2 separate regions of the Homo sapiens genome follow, and region 2 is linked to region 1. A link is a loop called in an ENCODE intact Hi-C map of the cell type or tissue named here. Cell type or tissue: endothelial cell of umbilical vein. All regions are shown on one strand. Each heading gives the region's core, and the rest is flanking DNA. Links, peaks and the distances in the headings are about the cores only. Region 1 overlaps TK2 (thymidine kinase 2). Region 2 overlaps CDH5 (cadherin 5).

What was found. Hi-C counts contacts between places; a loop is a spot of excess contacts. Peaks named below come from ENCODE experiments on the same cell type or tissue, not always from the same donor. Only the 100,000 strongest peaks of a DNase experiment are listed, where the experiment ranks them.
Region 2: a loop joins it to region 1, with 7 times the contacts of the local background. A loop is called at or near these places in 1 of 110 quality-filtered maps.

Annotation. Positions count from the first base shown.
Region 1 is chr16:66,513,070-66,518,443 of GRCh38, forward strand. TK2 (thymidine kinase 2) reads right to left here. Exons shown (of 10, transcript NM_004614.5): 7 at 4,720-4,808; 8 at 4,067-4,146; 9 at 662-742. Among named protein-coding and RNA genes, the nearest start is that of TK2, 34 kb to the right of the region's middle. RefSeq lists an enhancer at 1-160. In endothelial cell of umbilical vein, for the core only: a CTCF peak has its summit at 2,872 (motif pointing left); DNase peaks (open chromatin) are centred at 2,922, 3,232 and 3,872; H3K27ac peaks cover 3,407 bases.
Region 2 is chr16:66,379,869-66,385,242 of GRCh38, forward strand. All of the region lies in intron 2 of CDH5 (cadherin 5), which reads left to right. Among named protein-coding and RNA genes, the nearest start is that of CDH5, 16 kb to the left of the region's middle. RefSeq lists enhancers at 1-233, 3,331-3,855. In endothelial cell of umbilical vein, for the core only: a CTCF peak has its summit at 2,852 (motif pointing right); DNase peaks (open chromatin) are centred at 2,073, 2,593 and 3,213; H3K27ac peaks cover 3,851 bases.

The sequences.
Region 1 (5,374 bases), core at 229-5,228:
GGAGCATCTGGGCCACTGCTTATTTGTCTGAGTAAAGAAATCTGGAAACAGCAAACTGGAAAACAAGGAGATGGGGAAGTAAGGAAATGCTGACGGGACAGACACATCAATATCAGTCAGAAATGACACATGGCAGCAAGAGAAAGGAGGATTACTGTAAAAAGTAAACACAGGAACGCAGAGACATTAGTGGGCAGGGCAGACAGTTCCACACACCTCAGCATTCCTAAGGGCATCACTGTGTGACAGCCCAGACCAGACAATGACATTCCTTCTGATGACCTGAGTCACCAAACAAAGGTGAAATGAGGCTCTGTGTCATCCACGGAAGGAGGAAGGTCACATCAGAGGAACTACTATCCCAAATGGTGAAAACTGAGACCCGGGTCTAGAGTCTTCGCTGAAGATGCTGGATCAGTGACAACTGCCAGGTGTGATGGCACTGGCACAGACTGCCTTCCCTCGGGTCTGGCCAACTCACTCTGAGACTCAGCCCAGAAACAGGCACTGGGAGAGAGAGCACCAGCCTTCCCACCTTCCTTCTTCTAAGTTGTCAAACTCTAAAGGACTGTGCCCTCCCCTGTCTGCAAGGTGGCTGACATTCCCCGGGTCACTCCTCTTTCTAGAACAGTCTCGTACCCTGTAAGGGAGTCTTACTTACCAGAACAGGGGCTGCCATGGGGAAAAGGCTGCCTTTGATGAGCCACTCCTCATGGAGATGGTGAATTGCTTCCAGGTATTCCTGCCAGGGAAACACAAGCAGTCTGTCGGGAGTGGACAGAGCAGACCCCACCTACCAAGGGTGTCAAGCAGAGGGGGTCAAAGTAGTCAATGACCATGGGCAGTGACTCAGACAAAGGAACCCTGCAAGAGCAAACCTGGCTCAAGTGGACAGCGGCAGACGCAGCCACACACTCGGTGGCCAGGCTGAGCAAAACAGCACAAGTGTCACCAGCCACCCTGCTCTGCTCCACTGGGGGTTCGTGGGCACAAACACTGGCCCTTCCCCTGGCGCCTGAATCAAAGCCAAGGCAAAAGGCAGGACCCCCTCCCCCTCCCCCTCTCCCTCTCCCCTTTGCACGGTTTCCCTCTGATGCCCAGCCGAGGCTGGACTGTACTGCCGCCAACTCGACTCACTGCAACCTCCCTGCCTGATTCTCCTGCCTCAGCCTGCCAAGTGCCTGGGATTGCAGGCGCGCACCGCCATGCCTGACTGGTTTTCGTATTTTTTGGTGGAGACGGGGTTTCGCTGTGTTGGCCGGGCTGGTCTCCAGCTCCTAACCGCGAGTGATCCGCCAGCCTCGGCCTCCCGAGGTGCCGGGATTGCAGACGGAGTCTGGTTCACTCAGTGCTCAATGTTGCCCAGGCTGGAGTGCAGTGGCGTGATCTCGGCTCGCTACAACCTCCACCTCCCAGCCGCCTGCCTTGGCCTCCCAAAGTGCCGAGATTGCAGCCTCTGCCCGGCTGCCACCCCGTCTAGGAAGTGAGGAGTGTCTCTGCCTGGCCGCCCATCGTCTAGGATGTGAGGACCCCTCTGCCCGGCCGCTCAGTCTGGGAAGTGAGGAGCCCCTCTGCCCGGCCACCACCCCGTCTGGGAGGTGTACCCAATAGCTCATTGAGAACGGGCCATGATGACGATGGCGGTTTTGTCTAATAGAAAAGGGGGAAATGTGGGGAAAAGAAAGATCAGATTGTTACTGTGTCTGTGTAGAAAGAAGTAGACATAGGAGACTCCATTTTGTTCTGTACTAAGAAAAATTCTTCTGCCTTGGGATGCTGTTAGTCTATAACCTTACCCCCAACCCCGTGCTCTCTGAAACGTGTGCTGTGTCCACTAAGGGTTAAATGGATTAAGGGCGATGCAAGATGTGCTTTGTTAAACAGATGCTTGAAGGTAGCATACTCATTAAGAGTCATCACCATTCCCTAATCTCAAGTACCCAGGGACACAAACACTGCGGAAGGCGGCAGGGCCCTCTGCCTAGGAAAACCAGAGACCTTTGTTCACATGTTTATCTGCTGACCTTCCCTCCACTATTGTCCTATGACCCTGCCAAATCCCCCTCTCCGAGAAACACCCAAGAATGATCAATAAATACTAAAAAAAAAAAAAAAGGCAGGACCCACACCTGGCTTCTCCCATTTACTGCCACTTTTGCAGCAGCAGGGCCTCAGTTCCTTCAGGCAGGGGCCCAGCCCTGGGCAGCCTCTAAACCCTCCGCTCTGTCTTGCCACCAAGAGGACTGTGACCCTCACCCATTGCCCTTCTACCCCCTCAACAACTCGTAACCTATAGACCCTCCAGACTATAAAGACCACCAACTGCAGAAAGCCTGATGCAGCGGAGCCCAAGGGAAAAGGGGCACAGGCCCTCCTGAGCCATGGGGCCTGCATGCCAGGCAGAGCAGATACTCGTGCTCTCCCAGGCACAGAGTGGGATGGCTCCTCACACAGATTCCACTCGCCATCCCAGAGGCTCGCGTGTCAACTCTGCAGCAGCCTTTACATCTCCTGCCCAGCTCTCCCTTGGCAATAGGAGCCAGATGTGTCCCATGGACCTGGTCAAACCCTTAAGACAATGGCTTGGATCACGGCTTGGACGGCCCCCAGGCTTGGGGAGCATCTGGGTCACTGCACAGAGCTGCTGTGCGCATCACAGCATGGTCCAGCCTGGCCCCATTCCACCACATTCCATCTTCCTAGCATTCTTGTCTCCAAGATTTCAAAGGAGCTGCCCAGAGTGACGCCTGGGCCCTCGTGGCAGGAATGCATCGTGCTGGCACCAAGGAAAAACAAGGCTGAGCAGGATTTCAGGAGTTGGATAGGCTTCCCAGGGCCCCCAGTCCAGCCTATCCTGAGCTCAGAGCCCCTGACACCCCACTGAATGCTTGCCCAGCCTCTGTCTCCCTCCAGTGGCAGCTTCTCACATGGGACATTCAGTTCAATACTAACTGAGCAACTACTAGGCACCAGGCCCCAAGGCACATGCAGAGGACACGGAGGGAATAAGACCCAATCTTAAAAAGCTCACATTAGTGAGGGATGGGGAACAAAGGTATAAACAAATAGTGTCAGTATGCTGTCCTAAGGCCCATGATCACAGAAAGCCAGGGGGTGGGTTTGGGGGGGGTTACAATGGAAGGAAGGTCAGGGGTGGCTTCCTGGAGGAGGTGACATCTGAGTAACACTTTAAAGACAAAGGAAACGACTGTGCAAAGGCACATTTGCATAACTCCACTGTGTATGTGGTTGTTTGTGTGTGGCCACAACTAGTTCCTTATAGCCAGAGCATAGAAAGTAGGGAATGGAGGATGATAACGCCAGAGAGGCAGTTGGGGCCGGGTCATAAGCCGTATTACAAAGTGGGGACTGCATTCTAGCCAGCAGCAAGGCACTGAAAGGTTCTGGGCTGGGAAATTGCACGAGTGGTGATGAGTATTGGAAATATCAGCCGGGCGGCAGCCTGGAGGCCAGATTTTGAAGGGAGATGCAAGGAGGGAAGGGCCAGGGCGAGATGCACAGCCCGGGCCTATACTGGCAGAGTCCCCATGAGAGTCAGTGTGGCCTGAGCAGAACTCAGAAGGGCATGGCATCTCTCCAGTGGGCAAACACCACTAAGCATGAGCACCGCCTCCGTGCCGGGCACTGTGCTAAGCACTAGGGATGCAGCAGTGAACAAGAGGGCTGGGTCCTGCCCTCCTGGAACTCGCATTCTAGGGAGGACACAGAGAGCACAAGGCCAGGCAATCTTCAGGAGGCAGAACAGACAAGCCCTGGTGCTGCCAAGATGGGGAGGGGCAGGTGGGGAGGGGAGGGGAACGCCTCCAAGCAGGAGGGTTGCCAAACTGTGAGTCAGCGACCACAGGAAGCCAAGCAGATCTGGACATCCACGTGGGTCTCTGGCCAAACAGGAAGTCAGAGTTCACCCTCTGATACACTTGGTTCCTGTTCTCTCTCTGCAAACAAGGGCACAATGATCTCATGGGGGTGGGGCCGGGAGAGGAAGCCGGGTTGGACAGAGGTGGTTTCCCAGTTTGTCTTTAACCAAGTCAAAGAGGCCTCTTACCAGCGGAATGACCTTCTCCTCTTCCCTGCATCTCTTCTTTAACCTCTGGTAACAAGTCTCAGGATTGGTCCGAAGGTAAACTGAGGTTAAAAGAATACGTGGCTCTCAGGACTCTGCTCATGGCTTGGAAGCAAAGCAGGCACACAGGCAAAGGCGGGAGGAAGGTCTGCACAGCTCGAGCAGGAAGCAGGGAGGGCCAGCTCTTGGCTTGACCACTGACCCTCCGCCTCGACTTTCATTCTCTTTCAGTGTCAGCGGCCCCGTGGGGTCGTTTTGAGGCTGAATGGGATTCTGTTCATAGACAGAGCTCAAAACAGGCCTCACACCCAGCAGGTCTCAGTGAATGTTCAGGCTCTGTCCTTCCTGTTCCTTTGCAAACTAGAAAAACCCATCAGATCACAGTGGATTTGGGTCTGAAAGTAGCTGAGCCAGGGAGGGAAGTTTAAAGAACAAAGGCCAGGGTTCTTCTCCATGAGAGACCAGAAGTCCCGAATTCTGTCTGCCCTCAGGGAGAAAGCTGAACTCCCATGGGGAAGGAACTGCCAAGGGCAAGTGCCTCACCCACTGCCCCCAAGGGTTGGGGCCCAGCCAAGCACATCCTCAAGGGACCCAGGAGAGAGACAAGAGAGGGAGGTGGGAGGGGTGCATCTCACCTATCAAATCAACAGACACGTCCATGTTCCTCAAGATCCAGTCAAACCATTCCGACAGAACTACATAGTCCACTTCTGGCATCTTCCCACTGCAATGAGAGTTGTAAGGGCTTATTCACCTAAGAGAAAACTTCTGGGCTATGCAATTCCCCCAAAAGGATCTTGAGACGGCTCTCAATGAAAGGAGTCACCAAGGGTACCAGGGCACAGTGTGATCCGTGCAATACTGGACATGCAGTGACAAGGACCCTAAGCATTCCCGACCTCCTGCTGCCTGGGAGCGGCTTATGGCACAATGCTGCAAGGGCCATGGCACGGAGTGATGGGAGAATTCACTTGGGATTGGAACTCTAAGCAGAGAAAGGGACTTTAAAGCTTGTACCCTGAGAACAGAGACAGTGCTCAGGTTAGGCAATGAATCAGCAAACCAATTTCACTTCTAGAAATTTATTTTGTGGACCAGGGTGGTGGCTTATGCCTGTAATCCCAGCACTTTGGGAGGGTGAGGTGGGAGGATCACTTGAGGCCAGAAGTTCAAGATCTGCCTGGGCAACATGGAAAGACCCCCATCTCTACAAAAACTACAAAAAAATTAACTAGGGGTGGTGGCGCATGCCTATGGTCCTAGCTACTCGGGAAACTGAGGCAGGTGGAT
Region 2 (5,374 bases), core at 52-5,051, 130 kb before region 1:
TGGTGGTGGCTGTGATGGTGGTGATCACGGTGATGGTGGTGATGATAAAGGGGTAGGTGTTGGTGGTGATCACGGTGATGGTGGTGATGATAAAGGGGTAGGTGTTGGTGGTGATCACGGTGATGGTGGTGATGATAAAGGGGTAGGTGGTGGTGGTGATCATGGTGATGGTGGTGATGATAAAGGGGTAGGTGTTGGTGGTGATCACGGTGATGGTGGTGATGATAAAGGGGTAGGTGGTGGTGGTGATCATGGTGATGGTGGTGATGATAAAGGGGTAGGTGTTGGTGGTGATCACGGTGATGGTGGTGATGATAAAGGGGTAGGTGGTGGTGGTGATCATGGTGATGGTGGTGATGATAAAGGGGTAGGTGGTGGTGGTGATCACGGTGATGGTGGTGATGATAAAGGGGTAGGTGGTGATTGTGATAATGGTGATGACAGTGATGATAAAGGGGTAGGTGGTGATTGTGATGGTGGGTGATGGTGGTGATGATAAAGGGGTAGGCGGTGGTCTGACGATGGTGATGATGGTGGTGCTGATAAAGGGTAGGTGGTCGTTGTGATGATGGTGATGATGGTGATGATAAAGGGATGGGTAGTGGTTGTGATGGTGGTGATCACGATGATGGCGGTGATGATAAAGGGGTAGGTGGTGGCAGTGATGGTGGTGATCATGGTGATGGTGGTCATGATAAAGGGGTAGGTGGTGGTTGTAATGGTGATGATGATGGTGGTGATGAAAGATAAATGATGATGATGGTGATGAAAGATAAATGTTGATGGTGGTGATGATGGAAGTGATGATGATAGTGATGGTGATGGTGGTGAGGTTGGGGAAGGACAAGGTGGTGGTGGTGGTGGTAGTGATGGTAAAGGGGAAGGTGGTGGTTGTGATAGTGGTTGTGATGGTGGTGATGATGGTGGTGGTAATGGTGAAGGATAAGTGTTGATGGAGATGGTGGTAGTGATGATGGTAGTGATGAAAGATAAGTGTTGATAGTGGTGATAATGGAGGTGATGATGATGGTGGTGGAGGTGGTGGTGAACTCTATGGTTCAATTTCTCCCAGACCTTGGTCTGTAAACTAGATATCACTAACAGAAGGGCCATCCAGTGCCCAAGCTGATGAGGCTCACCTGGCCTGGGGGTTCAAGGTTTAGGACAAGACCAGCCAACCCTGCCGTGAAATTTTCCCATTTGAAAGATCGGAAAAGAACTGTGCAGCCTTCCACAAAATTGTGCTGAAGATGAAGTTAATCATCCAGGCCATATTTTTGCCAACTCCAGTCTAGGCCTTTGAACCTCCTCAAAAACCCCTTCTCTCAGGCTATCCCTGGTTCCCTGTGACCCCACACAGCTCCCCATATTCCACAACACCTGTAATGAGGTACCTGACCCAAGCCTGCCCTCCAGGGCAGGACCTCAGACTCTGACCCTCACTTTGTCCTCCTTTAAAACATGTCTATCCTAAGCCCATCCTCCTAGAGCTCAGAGCATATCTGAGTGACTGCTGAATTGCCTTACCATGTCAAACTGTCACTGATGTCAAAGCTATCCAGTCTAATTGAAAGGAATGGCCCTAGTAGTGGAATTTCACACACAATGACAGGTAGATGGACCGTGTGCTTTCAGAGTTTTCAATGAGGAAGAAAGTTTATTTTGAGTGCGTTAAAATCTCACTTTGTCAGCTTCTTGGAATCTAAATGACAGGTGCAAAAAAGAACATGTCAATGTGCTAGAGAAAGGAAGGACCATTCCAAGCACCGGACTGGGTGCCAGAAAGGTAACAACAGTGGGCTAAGACAGACATGGTCCCCACCCTCATGGAGAGGGTGGTCTAGAGCAAGGATCAGCAAACTACCCCCTGCGGGCCCAATCCAGCCCACTGCCTGGACTTGCAAATAAAGTTTTATTGGAACACAGCCACACTCATTCATCTACAGATTGCCCGCAGCTGCTTTCATGCTACAATGGCAAAGTTGAGTGGTGGTGACAAAGACCAAATGACCATAAGGCTACAAATATTTGCTCCCTGCCCTTTACAGAAACAGTTTACCCATCCTGGTCTAGAGGGGCAGCATATGTCAGACAAAGAACCCCACAAATGGTGTGGGGGTGCCCTCTGGCTGTAGAGAAACAGGCTGGAGAGGAACTTTTGATGGGAAGGCCCAGTCTGGCCATGGCACCAGAAATGCCCCAGCAGACCTTGGTCCGTGGACTGGCTATAGGGCCATCCCATGCTCAGACTGAGAAGGCCGGTGTGGCCCCAGGGTTCAGGGTTTAGGGCAGGGCCAACCATGGCTGCCATGAAATTTTCCCATTTGGGAAATTAGGAAAGATCTGTGTAGCATCTGACAAAATTGGATGGGAATGGGGCCAGCTGGGGAATCTCCACTCGGAGCCCCACCCACAACCAGCTGGCTGTGCCCATGGCTCCCAACAATAACTGGGATCTTGAAGTCCTCCAGCATGGCCACTCATAGGGGAAGACACTTGCCCAGGGTCACACTAGGAGACCAGGACAGAGCCCCAGGAGAATGCCGCCCTAGGAAAACCAGCATTCCTGACTCTCAACACAAATGCGAGCTCTGTGTCATACAGGAAAATGTCGTCAATCCACCTGCATCCTTCCCGGTGGGATAATTGTGCCTTGAATCAGCCTCTAAAAAGAATGTCTGACCTCAAGGAAAATCTATGGAGTGAGTCAGGGAAAGTCCGTAGAAAGTGGGGGCTACCTTTCAAGGGCTCGCCCAAGGGTTTCTAGCAGCAGGAAGAACGCCAGGCCTGCTGTCATTTGCCAACAGCATTCACTTGGCCCCTGGCATGGGGCTGGGTCTCCGAGGAACCACAAGGGGTCGTCACGCTGGGAAGAAACAAGGGTGCCTGGAAAAGACAAGGACAGGGCTCCAAGGATCACCTCCGGCTCCTGAGGATGTAATCTGAGGGAAGGAAGTCCCTGTTTATCAAGGTCAGAGCCTGGAGCCTTTGTTTACAGACCTGGCTGGACAATGGGAGCAAGTCCTGAGCCGCCTTCTGAACCCACAAATATGGGTTTTTGGCATTAAGATGTTATGTTTAAATACAGTGATCTTAGAAAACAGGGGTAGGGAGAGTGGAGGCTCCCAGAAACCCATAACCCTCATCTAATCATGAGAGAAACATCAGACAAATTCCAACAGAGGGGCATCCTGCAAAATACGTGACTCATACTCCTCAAACCTGTCGAGGTCATCAGAAACCAATGAAAGTCTAAGAAACTATCACAGCCATGAGGCACTTAAAGAAACATGACACCTCTGTGGAATGTAGTATCCAGTGTGGGATCCTGGAATAGAAAAAAGACATTAGGTAAAAAAAAACTAAGGAACTCTGCATAAACTATGCCCTCTGGTAAATAATAATGCATCCGTATTGGTCCATTAATTATAACAAATGCACCACATTCATGTAAGATGTTCATACTCCGGGAAAAAGAGGAGCAGGCATCTGGAAACTCTCTGCCCTAGTTTCTCAATTTTTCTGTAAATCTGGAACTGTTCTAAAAAATAAAGTCTAGGGAAGAAAAATTGAAGGGAAGGAAAACAGAAACTGGATATTCACATGAAATTGTATGCAGAACTCCAATCACACAGATCCAAGCTGATTTCCTCCCTCCATCCTCCCTGCCCTGGTGGGTCCTAACACACTCACCGAGAGCCCAGTTGGAAGGCCACCATCTTATCCTCACCTTGAGCAACTCACACAGGGCCCCAAACTGTCCCCTTCTCTTTGAGTCTCCACTGTCCTCGCAGGTCACAGGTTACAGAGCTGAGGCATGGCTTCTTGCCTCTAGTCCAGCTGTTCATCATGCATCCTGGCCACTGGGCCTTAGTACCTCCTCATGAACCCACCTGCCCCCTGCACGCCACAGCCTTGCTCCAAGATGCTTGTTGCTGCCCACCTCTCTCCCACCCTGCCCGACCAAGGGGGCAATCCTCACTCCCTGTCTCCACTTCCTCCCCTTCTAGAATCTTCCCTAGGCTGCATCATCTAACTTCCCACCCTATCAACCCCTGTCAGTGCCCTCACTGAGGGCTCCAATGACTGCACTGCTGCTAAACCCTGGGGACACTTTCCAGACCTCATGGGATGTGGCCATACCCTCTGGAATCTCCCTCTTCTTTCTTGAGACCCCAGCCTCTCTTGAGTTCTCTGGAGGAGTCCAGCCTTTTTTTTTTTTTTTTTTTTTTTTGAGTCTGAGTCTCGCTCTGTCACCCAGGCTGGAGTGCAGTGGCGTGATCTTGGCTCACTGCAACCTCTGCCTCCCAGGCTCAAATGATCCTCCTCCCTCAGCCTCCCAAGTAGCTGAGACTACAGCTGGGTGTGCCACCACACCCAGCTAATTTTTTTTTTTTGTATTTTTAATAGAGATGGGGTTTCACCATGTTGGCCAGGCTGGTCTCAAACTTCTGACCTCAAGTGATCCACCCACCTTGGACTCCCAAAGTGCTGGGATTACAGGCATGAGCCACCATGCCCCCCGAGTCCAGCCTTTCTAAAGAGTCCTCACCAGATGCCTTCACACAAAAGCCCTTGCTCTATTTGACTTTAAATAATGTGAGGCAGACTCAGTAGCTCATGCCTGTAATCCCAGCATTCTGAGAGGCCAAGGCAGGAGAATTGCTTGAGCCCAGGAGTTTGACAACAGCCTGGACAACATAGTGAGACCTCATCTCTACAAAAAAATACAAAAATTAGCCGAGCTTGGTGGTGCACACTTGTAGTCCCAGCTACTCCGGAGTACCTGTCTCAAAAAAAAAAAAAAAAAAAAGAGGCTGGGCGTGGTGGCTCACACCTGTAATCACAGCACTTTGGGAGGCCAAGGCAGGCAGATCACTTGAGGTCAGGAGTTTGAGACCAGCCTGGCCAACATGGTGAAACCCTGTCTCTACTAAAAATAGAAAAATTAGCCAGGCACGGTGGCACATGCCTATAATCCCAGCTACTCAGGAGGCTGAGGCAGAATAATCGCTTGAACCCAGGAGGCGGAGGTTGCAGTGAGCCAAGATCGTGCCACTGCACTCCAGCCTGGGCAACAGAGCTAAACTCAAAAAACAAACAAACAAACAAAAAAGCAATGTTGCACTTCCTCAGCATGCCAGCCTCTGAGGCTGCAAACCTAGATCCTGAGAGCCACAATGGGATCTGTACCCTCTGTACTCCTAGTGGGGGCCTGGCACCTCCCAGGCACCAAGTTATATTTTTTAATTGAATAGAATTCTATTTTGGGGACATACTAACCTTCTATGAGAGTATCATTGTATATGCATAGAATACTATTCTATAGGAACTATACCGTTCCTAATATTTTCTGTTTCTATGATTCTTTAAA